Linked DNA regions of Mus musculus: region 2 is linked to region 1. A link is a loop called in an ENCODE intact Hi-C map of the cell type or tissue named here. Cell type or tissue: left cerebral cortex. All regions are shown on one strand.

Region 1 (8,000 bases):
TAAAAACTAGATAGAGCATAAAAATACATTTGTGAAGGTAAAGATGGTCCATCAGAAGGGACTGAAATGAAAACGTTTAGTGTTAATAGGAATTTGTAGGGGAATCTGTGAAACTCATTTGTATAGCTAATAGTCACTTAGCCCAAGTTACTTCTTGTCAAAATATTTCTACCAAGTCCCAGTGTTAGTCTCGGTTCTTGGTCAGATTGTATCACGGCTACACACCTGGGCGAAGAGCAACGTTCATGCACTGCAGCAGGGCGTCAGCAGCGTTGGTGCAGGCCTCGATGCCTCGGGAAGAAACAAGATCTCCTTCCTGAAGGGCCTTTATATGACCTTTGGCCAAGTCCATGTGGTTCTGGAACACATCCAAACACACCACTTGCACGTGCAATTGTGGGGAAAATACAGGCAGGGCACTACTCACCTATCACTCAGTCTCTGTACCACTTTACATCCTGATCTCACAAGGAAGCTGGTTTGTAAGTGAGTTTTACATAACATCACTAGGCTTCCTGCTTTTGCCCTGCTGGTAGCCTATGGAAATGCTCACCACGAGGAACTCTATCTCGGACAGGAGCTTCACATTATTCGTGTTGCTGAGATGGATCAGGTGGTTGCTCTCAGAGATCTGATCCATCTGCTCTTTCACACTTTGGAGCATCTCCTCGTAACTGCTCAGTTTCAGTTCAATCTGGTCCACCTCCGTTAGCGCCTCATCCAGCAACTGCATCAGGGTGTTCACTTGTTTCTCAGAGGCCATGATTGACTGAATGTTGGCCTACAAAGTGAAAGGAAATGTAAAGGTTCCTGCTGTTTAGACGTGTACAGGAAGTGCAGAGGTGAGACGCTGCCAGAGCTCTCTGCGTCAAGTCAGCCAGTGTCTGGTTCACTTTCTCCACAGGATTTTGAAAGGCTTGCTTGCCTCTATACTGAGGTTTGAGACCACACTTCAGAAACTGTGCAGCGATATCATAGGCTCTGTTCTAACACCTCTGGAAGCGCTAGCTCCTTCCCCTCCCTCTCCACACTTGTCCTGCTCCCCTCTGGTAACTGACTCTAGCTCCTCTCCCCTCCCCACACTACCCTGCTCCCCTTTGGTAACTGACTCTAGCTCCTCTCCCCTCCCCACACTTGTCCTGCTCCCCTTTGTAACTGACTCTAGCTCCTCCCCTCTCCACACACTTGTCCTGCTCCCCTTTGGTAACTGACTCTAGCTCCTCTCCCTCCACACACTACCCTGCTCCCCTTCGGTAACTGACTCTAGCTCCTCTCCCCTCCCCACACTACCCTGCTCCCCACATTTATGTCAGCTACCTTTCTCTTGTGTTAGTAAATGCTTACTCTTTGGCAACGACCTATTCAGAGCCTAGGGGATTAAACCCTAGTGGTATCTGGTCATCTACTTTTTTATTCCACCATTGCATAATAAGAACACTCCAATATCTAAAGCCTTAGCCTTAGCCAAATGTCTTCACTGGAAATGGTTTTTAGTGAGTGAGTGTGTGTCTGTGTGTGTGTGTGTGTGTGTGTGTGCGCGCACGCGCGTGTGTAGGTGTGAATATTCACTGACATCTGTGTGAGTAGGCGTGGACAGCAAATGTAGGGTGTCTTCCTTAATTGCTCTGTTCCTTATTATTGAGGTAGGCTCTCTCACCTGAACCCAGAGCTCCCTGATCTGCCTGGTCGAGTCAGAGGACCCACTGTCTCTGAGTTACGCACTGGGACTACAGAAGAGCCACTATGCCCCAAGTGTTTACTTGGGGCCTGGGGGTCTGAACCCTGGTCCTCAGCTTGCATGGCAAGTGCTTTAGCCACTGAGCCATCTCCTCAGCGCCAAGTTCATCTTTTAAACAGCTACTAACAAGCTGACAAAGACACAGTAATCCCACTTCCAAAAGCTCAGGTGCCGAGGCAGAAAGCCTGAGCGTCACCAGCGTCACCAGCCCCCGTGTTCGATCCACTGCAGCACTCACTGCAGCAGGAGCAGCTCTTACCCCATCGAGCACCTGCAGCTCCCGGGACAACTTCTCCGCAAAGGCTTCAGCGTTAGAAATGGCGCACTCGCAGCCTTCCATCATTATCTCGATGTCCTGCTCTTCTCTTGCATTTAACTCTTGGTACTCATCTACCGCTTCTTCATCCCCTCCCGCTACACTCTGATTCTCTCCGCTTGGAACAGATTCTTAAGATAAAAAGGTAAGGAAAGAAAGTTGTCAAAAATGTGAAGAACCCTGGCATGGACGTTAAAATGATAGCTAGTTAGGGCCGATTACAAGCACAGGGCACACTTAGTAGATGAAGGATAGAAAAGAATGATTCAGAATGTATGAAAACAAGTCTCAAACCTCATTTCCACACAGAACCACAATGATGCTGAAGTTAGGTCCTAAGAGCAACAGAAAGCATGCAGTCTAGTATGCTTGCTGACTTACAAGTGTTAAAATGGGCTTTAGTCACAATCTCTCAAAACATAATTCTACTAAAATAGAAAACATGAAGAAATGAACCCAATTTCTCCCTGGTGGCTGCTGCTCTAACAAAACACTGCTGAACTGTGAACATGGGAAACAATTCTCTCCTCGTAGCATTTCCCCTTGTTATTTTTGCTATTTTCATTGTTTTTTGTTTTTTTTAACAAATCTGTCTATCTTTCTTTCACACAACGCTCACGTGCACATGCGTGCGCGCGCACACACACACACACACATACACGCGCACGCCCCTTTCAAATAACTTTGAAGTGAGAAGTGTATTATCAACAAGAAAGTATAAATACTGAAAGTATAAGTGCATTTTCTATACTTTGTTGTTTTCACATGCATAGATAAAACAGCTAAAGATAAACTACAGGAACTAAGTCACAGTCTGGATACTCTTAGTATTTGGTATTTTACTTGAAAATGAGTATTTTCATTTAGCAGGATTAAAATACATTTGTTTGTCTCAGAACAAAACCCTGATAATTCTAAGTGAGCAATGTTTACTCTGAAGAAGATAATAAATTAGGCAGATTTTGCTAGTTCCCAAGGGGGTTAAGGAGATTAAAATTTCTGACATAAGCAATTTACAGATTACTCTCTAGAAATATTTCTAGAGAAGCATTGCTCTATCTTCTTTGTCTTTTCAATGAGACCATTTTGTTGCTTGTGGAGATGCTCAACTATCAGATGTGACTCCATATTAACCACTAGAGGGCAGGTACTGCCTAAATAACCCACCACAGTGTTACACTAAACACTGAAAAGAAACAAGTGTTTTGTCATCAAAAAACTATGTTAGTAGTATTTTCTTTTCCTGAAATAGTCTTTTGGAAGCTAATAATGAATATTACTATTGGTTTGATTACTATATGGATTTTGAATACATGTATCCCTGTACACAACTCCATGAAATACACACCCCATGGATAACAGAGCAAGTGATACATACAGGTGGACTAGAATAGGAAGAAAAGGTGTTACGCACCTTCTGTAACTTTAGGCAGTTCTGGAGGAAAAGGTATGAAGAAGGCAGAGGAAAGGAAGCAAAGAACATTAGCTGGGTAGGAAAGTACACAGATTTAAAACTTTTAACTACTACCCATATCTCGTTTTGAACTTCACGCTAAACTTGGAGTCTCAAGGCAACATCCAGACACAGTGGGACGATCCCTAAGAAGCTAAACTTGCATGCTTGTTTTCTTATTGTCTCGTCGAAGTGCACGTCCCTATTTTCTTTTCTTTTTCAGAAGCAGACGAGACCTTGAGGAAGGACGCTGGGAAGCGAGCCCTTTCCTGGGATTATTTTCAAGTCAGCTCTGACTCATGCATTCAGTGTAGTTATTTTCACTCAAGGTCCAAAGCTTTGCCAGGACACTCCCTCACAAAGGATTAGTCACAAAACACTGTTTCAAAGACTAAGACTGAGGCAAGAAACGAACACAGGAGACTGCGTACAAGCAGGCATTCAAGGATTCAAGTGGAAGGTTGTTTAAATATCTGGCTGCAAGTCAAAGGATAAAAAAGAAAAGGCTTAAACAAAAAGAACTTCCCTCTCCATCTCTAAAACTCCAGCATCCCATTGTCATTTATAAAAACTACCAATGCTGCTGCTGCTGCTGCTAGAACATTTACAATAGCATTGCTGACCTACTTGGCTCATTATTTAGCGCTTCAAAAGAGGTTGTAATGCGGGTTTTCCCTCAACATTACCCAAAGCCTAGAGACATTTACTTCTTAAAAACTGGCATTAATGGCTGTGATTTAGGGCCCATTAGGACTAGTTTTAGACATTTATAAAGCTTTCCCAGAACACTAAGCCAAAACAACAGTTACTGGTCAACAGAAAATGGTTTCTGAAATGACATCCCGAAGGACTTTAGCATCCTTAAAACCAATCTCAGCTGGAGCTCATCTTTATAAATATCAACATTTGGCTGTGTGTCCTGAAAAGTTAAGTACCTTTAAAAAAAAAGTTCAATTTTATCCTTAAAATCAGCAATAGTCTTTGTATTCTTTTGGTAATGTTTTTTAGTGATAGAGTATACATTTTTCAATATAGTTGTCCTAATGAAATACATCAGCTTAAAATATAACTATGTATACATAACATCTGGAAACATAATATTTGGAAACAGAATAGCAAGTTTTTCAATGAATGATTAGCTAATCAGAATATTCTTGCTTCAATTGGTCAAAGTCATTCAAAGCAAATGAATCTGTCAATGACCACACACTACTAAGGGGTCACGTCCTCAGCACACCCACAGTCTAGGCACTGGGGACAGGGCAGCCCCGTGATGCTCATAACTCAGGCCAGTGTCTGGGTGGGGCAGGGTCTGGGGGCTTCTCAGGCCTGACAGATATATCTGCCAGCTTTCTGTCAGTTCTAAGCACCAAGTAGAACTGCTGAGAAGAATAATCTATTTGAAAGGAGAAATGTCCACAACCAAATAAAAAGAGGACCAATAAAGAGGCAAGTAGCTAGATAAATGGTTTGCTTCAAACTATATCTTACATTATTGAATACGGGGCCAGAGACTAACTCAGTGGGTATAGGCGCTTGCCTGGTGACCTGAATTCAATCCCTGGAAGCCATATAAAGATGGAAGGAGAACCAACTTCACAGCATTTCCCTCTGACCTCCACACAAGGGCCATGGGATGCACCCGCCCTCCTTCCAGTGAACACATGGATAAAGTTTTAAGGCAGACGTGATGGCTCACTAGGAATGTTAGGCAGGAGGCCTGCCACGAATTCAGTCAGCCCAGAGTACACAGTGAATTCCAAGCTAGCCTGGGCCTCACAGGGGACCCTGTCTCAAAACAACAGCCAAGCTGGTTTCTTCTGTACAATAAAGCGTGATATGCACACGGCATCCCAGGCCATTCAGAGCCATTCCACGGGAAGCTTACACCCGAGGAAAGGAACTGCAGAGAGTGAGACCTCACTGAACATTTTCATACTTCAGAGTAGAGGCTGTCTTGCCACACAGTCAAATCTGCAAAGGCAGACAAATCACAGGCGCCCTCATCAGCCTCCTGTCCAAGGATTCTGCTGCCCAGAGGAGATGAGATTTATTGAGCATTTACTATAAACCTGAGACCCTTCTTCTTAAGCAAAGAAATGCATTATAAATAATAACTGTGAGTTAGATACTACAAATAAGGGAACCTGAGGCTTCCATTAACTACATAAAGCCAGGACATAGCCGGCAAAGGCAGAATTTAAACTCAGGTAGCGTAACATCAGAACTGTGTTAGTCTTCTGCTGGACATAAAAGTACTGCTGTACGGTCATTTACCCCACAGCTGTTTAAAATAAATTTTAGAGTAAGTATTTAGTAACATTAAAAACAAGTTTGTGCTGAATTCATTCTATGAAAAAAGAATGTTAACAAAAGTGTAAACTTCTCTATTTAGGTATTCATAGAAAAAAGCCTTAAAAAATATATATGTTGAAGGGTTAGCAGCAGTATTTTTTAGGTACTGAGACTGAACCGTGTCCTTGCACACCAATGAGCTATCTCCAGCCGACCACTTCTGATTTTTAGACAGCGTCCACTCTTTTGGGTGAGTCTGACTTTGAGTGGCTTTGCACTCACTCTGGCGCTGAGGCAGGTCTTGAACTGGTGATCCTTCTGCCTCAGCCTCCCAAGCAGGGAGGGACTGCTGCTGCCTGTGCCACCAAGCCCGGGATGAGAGATTCTACTTTAAAATTTTAATATAACAATATCCTACAATGTACGCATATAATGTTTTCAGTAAGGAAAATGATTTTGACATGTTTTATGACATATGGAGAGGCAAACTCAGTATCCTAGTTACTTTGAATAGTGCCAAACGATATAGTCATTTAAGGATACGTGATCCTGCGTATGCCTTCTCCTTCACTTTACCTTCCAAAAGCTGCGAGCTAACATTAACAAAGTCGATTTTCTTGCGCAGGTAGCGCTGGTTCAGCTTCCAAATGCAGGAGATGAAGGCGTTCTTCTCAGCCGTGCTGCTGGCCACCCACTTATAGACCTTCTCAAAATGCAAATCAAATTCCGGGTTTTCCTAGAATAAAGAGTGTAGAAATATGTTTTGATCCTTTCATTTTTTCACTGTTACTATAAAATCTACTTAAAAATTGAGAATGGAAGCTGTCCTTGGAAGGCAAAAAAAGACCATTAGATATCATGTAAGTGGCTAGGGATATACTTTCCTCACAGGGTCAAGGGCCAAGCTCAGTTACTACACACACACATCAAACAAAGACGTAAAGTCCTCGGAGAATATAATTTATAGCAAAGACTGGACAAGCAGCACCATCCTACAGTGGTCACTTCCCCTCTGTGCCCTCAAAGTCTAGGAGTGAGAAAAGGCTTACACACACTTCATGGCTTAACGTTCCGGCTCCCTGTAGTGACATGGTAATGCTATCTAGCTTTAATGTGGCTATCTTCTTTAGGTAGAAATTTTTGTTACATAATTTCTTTGACAATGTGTGCTTGGATACTAACTCCCAATTAAAGAATATGCCTGATTAAAACATAAGGAAAAAAATTTAATCTAAACCCTTGTGTATTTTCTAAGACTGAGGTGAGAAACAAGAGCTGCACTCAGGTTACTGTTTTGAAAATGTAGAATAATTACAGCCATCTCAAAAGGCAGCAGTGTCAGTGCACCTTAAAGTTGTTTAGGGAACGGAGACAATCTGAGTCACATTACACCTTCTCCAAGTCTGCGAGTCGGTGTCCAGTCAGCTTCTCTGTTGCTGAAACCCTGACCAAACCAACCCAGGGAAGGAAGACTTACTTCATCTTACACTTGCAGGTAACTGTCCATCACAGAGGGAAGTCAGGGCAGGAACTCAAGCAAGAGCAGAGGCAGGAAGCACGAAGGGAAGCTGCTGACTGGTGGGCTCCCATGCTCTCACTTAGTATATGCTCTCACTTTAGTATACCTCCAAGGACCACCTGCCCAGGGATGGCACCACCCACAGAGGCTGGGCCCTCCCACCTCAATCAACAATGGAGAAAATGCCCCACAGATATGCCTGGAGGCCAGTCGGATGGAGGCACTTCCTCAGGTGAAGTTGCTTCCTTCCCCGTGACAAGTCTGTGTGAGGCTGACAAACACTAACCAGGACAGCCACTGCACAGCAATGTTTCTTCCTCAAACGCCTCTACCACTTTTCTCTGCTTTGTACCTCTGGCAAGCAGGCAGGACTTTAGGAGATCCAGCAGAGGTCTCAGAGTGACAGTGGTGTGAGCCTTGCTCTGTGCCCCACCAACACACAGTAGGTGTGCTGCTGTGCTCCACTGTGCAATGACTGGGTCAGAGCTAGCCAGGAGGGAAGGTAGAGGGAGGGCCCCATTAACTGAGAGAGGGAGAGAGCTCTGGTGACATTCACAGGACCCTGCTGAGCTCAACTGCCTTGAGCCCTTTAATGTGAATACTGAGTCATGCCATGTCCTTGAAGTTTGAGCACACTCAAAGAAAGGTATAAAATTTATAGCTTTAAAATTTTATTTAA
Region 2 (8,000 bases), 290 kb after region 1:
AGTCCCCCATTTCATATTAGCATATCTATTGGTGGTGTCATTGTATAGGTCTTGTTTAGGCAGCAATAATGTGACTATGTCATTGATACAGCTTTCTTGTCATTCTATGAGACACAGTGTCACAGCTGACTTCCTGGTCCTCTGCTCTTACAGTCTTTGAGTCCTTTCTTCTGAGTTGCCCCCTGAGCCTTAGGTGCAGGGTCCTGTTGTAGATAGATCCATTGTGGTTGGGCACATTACCATGAATTGTCGCCTGCATCTTGACACTTTTCTTTATGATCTCTGTCTGCTGCTGCGGAGACGATTTTTTTGGTGAGGGGAGAGAGCTACTTACGTGTATACAGGGATAAGTTTTAGGATGCAGTTAAGTAGTGTACTGGTCTAGTGAAGTGATTACAGTAGGCTCTCCAGTACGACCCATGGCCTCACTAGCTGAGAGTACTTGGCTAGGTTTTCAGTACCAGGCTTGCTTTATGGAAGGAAATGATCTGAGTTGGTCTTGGAAAAATGCAAGATAGAGATGTGGAGTTTGCCAAAGCTACTCCACTTCATATAGTAGAGAAGACTTTGACCATAGAGAAAAGCAGAAGTCATAGAAACACACGGAGGGTGGGAAATCACCCTTTCTCCCATGACTCGCCTTTGTTCCTTACTAGTTTGTTTTAAGCAGAAGCTATTCAGATATAATCTCTACAGGTGTAAAATATAAGCAAAAGGAAAGTACAGCTGCTTTGCCCCCACAGCTCGGCCCTCTGTCCTGTAATTAGTTAGAACAGTTTGGAAAGTGAGAAGCCCAGCGGGATGGCTGGCCTCAGTGGGAATGGTGAGGTTGCTGACGTCTCGCTGTCACTGCTACTTAAGGACAGGGGCATCACACTCTGTGAGTCCGCAGCCATCACCTGTCAAGACAACAACTGTTGATTGGTAGATAATAAACAGCTATAATAATGATAATTACATGCTGGCTGCCCATCTTATACAGGGCTTTGGCAGTGTGGTACAGAATAGATGCATGGAAAAGGTGAAATAAAAATGGGAGGAGAATGGTGTCAGATCTCCTTCACGTAGCTTGTCATTGTTACTGTTTTTGTGTACGATGTCACCATTTAACAGTTGTTTGCATAAATTACAAGGCTGTGGCTTAGAGCCTATAATTTTGTTAAATTTCTCAGTTCCATTATATTTTACAATGCTCAAATTTGGTGAAACTAAGGTTTTTGCATTCTATGTCTGGCTTTCAGGATCACATCGCTCATGAATATGATAGCTGGTATGTTAGCCTCACCAAGTTCTCAATCTCATCTCTTAATATGAAATTTGTAGCTTGACTTTATTGATCTTATGGGTAATTCAAGATTAAGTGCATGTCCTCTGTTACTTAATAGCTATTAGATGTGTTGGAGATGAATGTCTCTCAAAGTGCTGTTGTATAATTTTGTTTTTTTTTTTATTTTTCAGTCTGATCTTGTGGATCAAAGTATATTTAATTTTATCCCAGAGGGAGAACATTCAGAGGTTTATAAGATACTCTCTACTCATCTGCTGGAAAGTGACTCATTAACCCCTGAGTACTTAAAATGTAAGTAGGCCCTACTCAGCAGAGATGCCAGTCTTATATTTGGCAAGCATTATTCTTTACTTCTCTTAGTTTATGAAGACTATAACATGTTTAACTAAATTAAAATAGCACTATTTCATGAACTCTATTAAGTGCTTTTAAAATTGGTGTGTGTGTGTGTGTGTGTGTGTATGTGTGTGCGTGTATATGTGTATGTGTGTATATGTGTGTGCATGTGTGTGTATGTGTGTGTATGTGTGTGTATATGTGTGTGTATGTATATATATATATATATATATATATATATATATGAATTGTGTTCATTTTAAGATTCCAGATCTATTCCAATGTACAATGAGGTCTTATCTTGTTTGTTATAAGAAATTGATCACAATTATGCCACAAAACTGTAATGTATAAAAAGATGGAAATTAGCCATATTTTAAATGAAATCTTATTATATTTAATGAAGTAATCTTTGCTGAATGTTTAATATGATTTCTAGAGCACCAAATATAAAATAATTAATAATTTAAAAATGTTCCTGTCATCAATTAACACAAAGCATCAAGTAGTGAGAAGTTTCTGTAGGTCGGGCTAGTGGTTGACTGGAACTTTGGCTGCCTTCACTCTTGCTGTACTGGTTACCGTCACAGTCTCTTCCACACTAAGCACAGTGACAGGGGACACATTTTTGGGGGGTTCATGGTTTAGAGATGCCTCAGGTGCTGAGGAGGACTTGATAGAGCAGAGCTGTTTACAACATGACAGCTGGGAAAGCAGAAAGAGGACAGAAGGGCTTAGGGACATATCTGCCATGGCCTGTTTCCTCCAGGCTACTGTCCTCCTGTGGTTTATAGAGCCTCCCATGGTAGCACTACTAGCTATGGTCCTTTGTTTCGACAGTGTTGAATTGCTCGCCTAGAATGCACATGCTGGGCTCAGTCCCCCCAAACTAAACAAAACAAAGTATGTGTGTCTAAATTTAGTGTATATATATATATACATCATTGTTTTTGTGTGCCCATTAGTTATTAGATTGTGTTTTTTTATTATTTTTAATTAGCTTTAAATTTTATCTTATCTGGTAATAGTGATATTAATCAGGTTAAAAACTCTATGTGTCCTCAGATTCTATATTAAGAACTAAGATACATATTCTTACATAAATATGTACATGTGTATATCCATGTTAACGGATATTCTTTCAGAAGGGATTATAAAAAGTTAGACATGGCTGGGCGGTGGTGGCGCACACCTTTAATCCCAGCACTTGGGAGGCAGAGGCAGGCAGATTTCTGAGTTCGAGGCCAGCCTGGTCTACAGAGTGAGTTCCAGGACAGCCAGGGTACACAGGGAAACCGTCTCAACACCGCCCCCCCCCCAAATGTTAGACATGGAGAAAAGTTACTTGGAGCCTGTATATAATTGTTTACAGTCAGATTTGCTTTACACTGGTCCTTAGACCATTCTAATACAGTACTTAGAAGAAAGATTTGGGCTGGATTTAATATAGAAATCAATTTTATAGCTTTAGGCAGTATTTGAAGTCACAGAATGAATGGTGTTACCTGAGGCAAATGTGTAGAAAAAGGAGAAGTAGAAAGTTGGCACTCAGAAAAAAAAAAAAGAAAGAAAGTTGCCACTCAGGTCCCAAAGTACAAGGAGTAGAGCTGGTTTCAGGGACTCTCAGTAAGCAGAACTGCTTGGAAAACTGCCTAAAGCTTCTGCTAGGAAAATAGACCCCCTGCTTTCAGGTTAGAGGAGTCTTAGCTCAGTGGCTTGCAGATGGCCTTGGAAAGACTGGTACACAACAGAGCTCCTTCCCCGGGAAGGAGGAGTCCAGGAGTTAAAATGCAAGGTACTTTGCCTAGAAAATGTAGTAGGCTATTTTAGCTGTAATGGCATTGAGTTGGTACAGATAATGTGTTTGTGAAGGAGATGAGGCAGAGTTATAAAGGACCTGTGTTCATCCTGTGCTGTTTAGTTTTTATTCTTTACACAATAGAGAGCCAATGAAGGCCATTTGGGTGGTTTGTAGTTGGAAGGGGAAAATCAAGGTTGAGAATTTTGAAAAAGGCAACTATATAGTTAACACTAGAAGTAATGATAGAGGAAAAAACATGATTGGTAAGTGGGTAGATCCAGTAGAGCACATTTTAAGACTAGCTAGAAAGAATGAGAAAAAACCACCTGAGTGGTTTTTACAGTATCAGTGTCAGTAATATTTGGGAGGGACATAGCTCTGGAGGTGAGAGGGCAGTAAAGAAATGAAGACACAGAAACTAGGGTGCATTTAAAATGGATGGAGTGAGTTCTCTGGTCCTGTAACTAGATTAGCATGAAAAATGCTTGGGGAAATGATGGAAGACCTGATGAGATTTAAAATTGTAGGCAGTAAAGAACCACAGAGTTTGCAGTTCCTAAAGGGTGAGTAGCAAGTGACATGGCCCTGTCCTAAAGAAAATGAGAGGCTACTCTTCAAGGTAAAGATGGGAACAGCTGTTAGTTGTAACACTGGGAAGCCTGAAGCAAGGCAGCTACATAGTCCAGGCTAGACTGTTACCAAGAGACCCCACCAAACCCAGCAGTGACAGGAAAGAAAGGGAGGCCTTAGCTTTAAATAAAGGACAGTGCTAGCTTTAAAGGAGAACAAAATATTTTTGTGAAATTAGAATGAAAAATGGGATGGGAGAAGAAATGAAACGGAGATTGGCTGTCAGCCTGTGCTGGCTGCAGGCATCTGCTGCAGTCATCTGCTGTTAGTGGGTACTTCCGTGGGAGAAAGTGACTGAGAATTCACACAACTTTTTATCACTTATTCCAGCAAAAAATCAGTTAGAATTCTGTTGTCACATGCTTCGAGGAACAATAGACCCAAAGGAGCCATCCACCTATGAATATGTGAGATTTATAGGAAATTTTAAATCTTTAACCAGTGGTAAGTTAAAATGTTTCTTTTATAATGTGTTTTAACTGGCTGTTTTTATTTTTCCAAGCTCTTAGATGCTTAAATATCAGTAACGACATGTCTCCTTGCTGTTTTAGTATCAACTTCAACACACAATGGTTTTGAAGGAACTATACAACGCACACATAGGCCTTCTTATGAAGATAGAGTTTGTTTTGTAGCTACTGTCAGATTAGCTACACCTCAGTTCATCAAGGTATGCTTCTGATTTTAATTGCTCTAGTGCATTCCAGTTCATGATATGAGATTTGGTCTTGTGAGATTTTTGTTATCTTTAGAAGGTTGAAACTTTTACGAACATTGAAATAGTAGTGGCCATTGAGTTACTAAATATGTATGAACTTCATATTTTTACCACAGTTATCTTAGTGTATTCTTTGCAGGTATCCCATGGCAGTATATCACCATTTTCCTGCTTTTGTACAGAGTTTAATGTGTGGTTTAATGTGTGTAGTTTACTATCAGGAAAGAAGTCTGAAAAAAAAAATCCAGATGAATTAAAAAGAAAAAAAAAAGAATGTGCTTTACTGGGTATAACTTGCTATTTGGTTCTTTTTTGATTAATTTTTTTAATGTGTATGGATGTTTTGTCTGCGTGCATATTTATGTATCACGTGCATGCCGGGGAGCCAGAGGAGGGCCTGCCTGAGACTGGAGTTACATACAGTTGTCAGTTACCATGTTAGAACTGAACCAAAGTCCGCCTGGAGAGGCCGAGCCATCGCTCTAGCCAACCCCTGCTCTTTGAGTTTTAAATTACACATTTTTATTTCTTGTATCCATAAGCACGTGTTTAGTAGGGAAGTAGAAAAGTGAACTGCCTCAGTCCCTAGAGACAGGAAAGAAGCCAGGGTGACATTTAAATTTGGGTGACAGCGTAGTATAGAACAGCGCCTGAGTTAACAGTTAGAAGACTATAGTCTTGCACTCCCCGTTAGCTCTTAGGAAAGTGGAGGGCTGATACATGTTTTATTTCATGTAATTCTTACTCTTCTGAGATAGATGCTATTATAATATTTTATATTTAAGGAAGCAAACTTAGGGAAATTACTTGCTGAAAGTCTCATCTAGTAAGTGAGACTTGATTGGAATTATTTTTCTTTTAAAGCCCTGGCTTTTATCTTTACTGAAGAACATGCAAGGAGAGAGGAGGGAGTGTCATGGATTGCTTCGTATAACAGAAACTAGGTTTCATGTATATGAGTGGAAAAATAGTCAGAACTCATGTTAGAAACCGAAAGCAGGGGCCAGGCATGAAACTTGTTCTGTCTGTGGCTTTTCTCCATGAAGAGATTTCAGCATGAGAAACCATAGAAGAGTTAGGGAAGTTGGGTGCTCATATTTGAGTATTACCAAGGTGATGGTAATGGCTGACCCCTGAAGAGAAGAGAGATGGAAGGATGGGAAGATAGCTGAGGTGCGCCGGTGGTGAGGTGAGTCAGTGAGGTAAGATGTAAACTCCATCTCTAAAGCTAGGGGAGATGGGGTGGACTCGAAAACACCTAGAAGGTCACATTAGAAGTATTTATAGGCTAGAGAGATGGCTCACTGGTTAAGAACACTTACTATTCTTACAAAGAGCTTAGCATTCATGGATGGTGGCTCACCACCTGTTGTAACTCCATGTGTAGGGGATCCAGTACCCTCACCTGCCCTCCTCAGGCACTCATGTGGCATGCAAGCAGAAACACATACATACACATAAATAAAAACAAATCTTGATTAAAAGGAAACATTTAATTTGGCTACTTTGATTATTAAAGAATGTGTTGATTCTAGACTCTGGTGTACAGAAGTGAGGCCATTGATGAGATGGGAAGTTGTGAGCTATGAAAAGTATGGCAGTTGGCTTAAACACTGTGAAGTAGGAGGTGTGGACCAGAGGAAGGACATGGGTATCTAAGTAGGCTCTTAGGCACGTGAATGAGTGAGAATGCTCACTGTAACTACTGACCTTAGGCCGGCTGGTGTCTGCCAGGTGCTGCTGTTTTGTCTGTTTTTATATCGGGTGATTAGGAGAATTGTTGGGGATCAAACTTAGGACTTCACAACTTCCAGACTAGCATTTTGTATCACCAGCTGGCTACACTTGTGTTTAATACTAAAATCTAAAATGTATAAAAATTTGTCTAGATGAAAGTGAATTTTATAATGGCCTATGCTAAGAATATTTAATGTTTTCACGACACAGAAAATTACTTCTAAATTATACTTGTTAATTTGTTTGTAGGAAATGTGTACTGTTGAAGAACCAAATGAAGAGTTTACATCTAGACACAGTTTAGAATGGAAGTTTCTATTTTTAGATCACAGGTAACATTACCTTTAAATTTCACCAAAAAAAATGTAATTCTGGACAGTAATGGACTCGAGGAACATAATGATTTTTGAAATTCATTATCCATTTTTGAAAAAATAAAACCCATTCTCCAAATGAATGTTGTCTGTAGTGTAACTAGTGGAACATTATAATACTGATATGTATTATTACTGTATAATTTAGGGCACCACCAATAATAGGCTATTTGCCATTTGAAGTCTTGGGAACATCAGGCTATGATTACTATCATGTGGATGACCTAGAAAATCTGGCAAAATGTCACGAGCACTGTAAGTAGATCTTAATGTTTCTGTTGAGAACTGTTTAAAAACACAGAAGTAGACGCTTTGTTCTAGTAATGAAAGACACAGAAAAGATTTAGAGTTATTTTTATAAATGTATACAGAAGGTACAGGTTTATATTGACCTTGGTCTTACACATAAAGGAAAATCTTATAGTATATTTTAAAAGTACATAAAGTTTCCCAAACCAATTTAACTACAAAACCCAATTTTTGCTTAACATCAGTTAAAGTACTTTAGAACCTAACATTTGAAATAGTTTGGGGAAAATAGTTTGAGAAACTTTACTAAACAATTATTTCAAACAATTATGTTGTTCTGATTTCTGGTTAATTAAAGCTTTACAATTAAAAGGCCTCAGAGATGTCATATGTGACAGTATCTTTGGGGAAAGTGTTATTGTTAATTGCTGCTTCATATGTGTTAAGTATCTTGGCCAGTTAACAGTATGACTTTCAGTATATGGAACTTATTATGAATGAAAAATTTGTGTAAAATCAGCAATAACTGACTATAAAATTGGAATCTGGGAGTTCTAGTTATTTAGGGGATCTTAAACTGGTTCTTAAAAAAAATCTTTGTAGTTTATACATATTTCTGGAAGCCAGAAAATAATTATATCTATATAAAGAGTTAAAAATAAATGCCAGCTTTTATTTTATAAAAAAAAATTGAGATTTTTTTCATAGCTAAGTACAGATCAAAGAAAAATATTTGTTTCTTTCTCTTCTTTTTATTTTTTTATTTTTAGTAATGCAATATGGAAAAGGCAAATCGTGTTACTATAGATTCCTGACCAAAGGCCAGCAGTGGATATGGCTTCAGACTCATTATTATATTACTTACCA

What was found. A loop is a pair of places that touch in the nucleus more often than their neighbours do. Peaks named below come from ENCODE experiments on the same cell type or tissue, not always from the same donor. Only the 100,000 strongest peaks of a DNase experiment are listed, where the experiment ranks them.
Region 2: it touches region 1 in a loop (3-fold over the local background); 3 of 42 quality-filtered maps call a loop at or near these places.

The regions. Positions count from the first base shown.
Region 1 is chr5:76,536,236-76,544,235 of GRCm38, reverse strand. It overlaps Exoc1 (exocyst complex component 1), which reads right to left. Exons shown (of 19, transcript NM_001289770.1): 4 at 6,379-6,538; 5 at 1,998-2,185; 6 at 554-781; 7 at 226-358. Among named protein-coding and RNA genes, the nearest start is that of Exoc1, 11 kb to the right of the region's middle. In left cerebral cortex, CTCF peaks have their summits at 526 and 3,193 (motif pointing right); DNase peaks (open chromatin) are centred at 1,539, 3,203, 3,862 and 6,449; H3K27ac peaks cover 1,381 bases.
Region 2 is chr5:76,241,921-76,249,920 of GRCm38, reverse strand. It overlaps Clock (circadian locomotor output cycles kaput), which reads left to right. Exons shown (of 23, transcript NM_001289826.1): 9 at 1,459-1,579; 10 at 4,386-4,499; 11 at 4,607-4,725; 12 at 6,760-6,842; 13 at 7,033-7,139; 14 at 7,904-8,000. Among named protein-coding and RNA genes, the nearest start is that of Clock, 59 kb to the left of the region's middle. In left cerebral cortex, no CTCF peak of the experiment used is centred here; a DNase peak (open chromatin) is centred at 4,307; H3K27ac peaks cover 205 bases.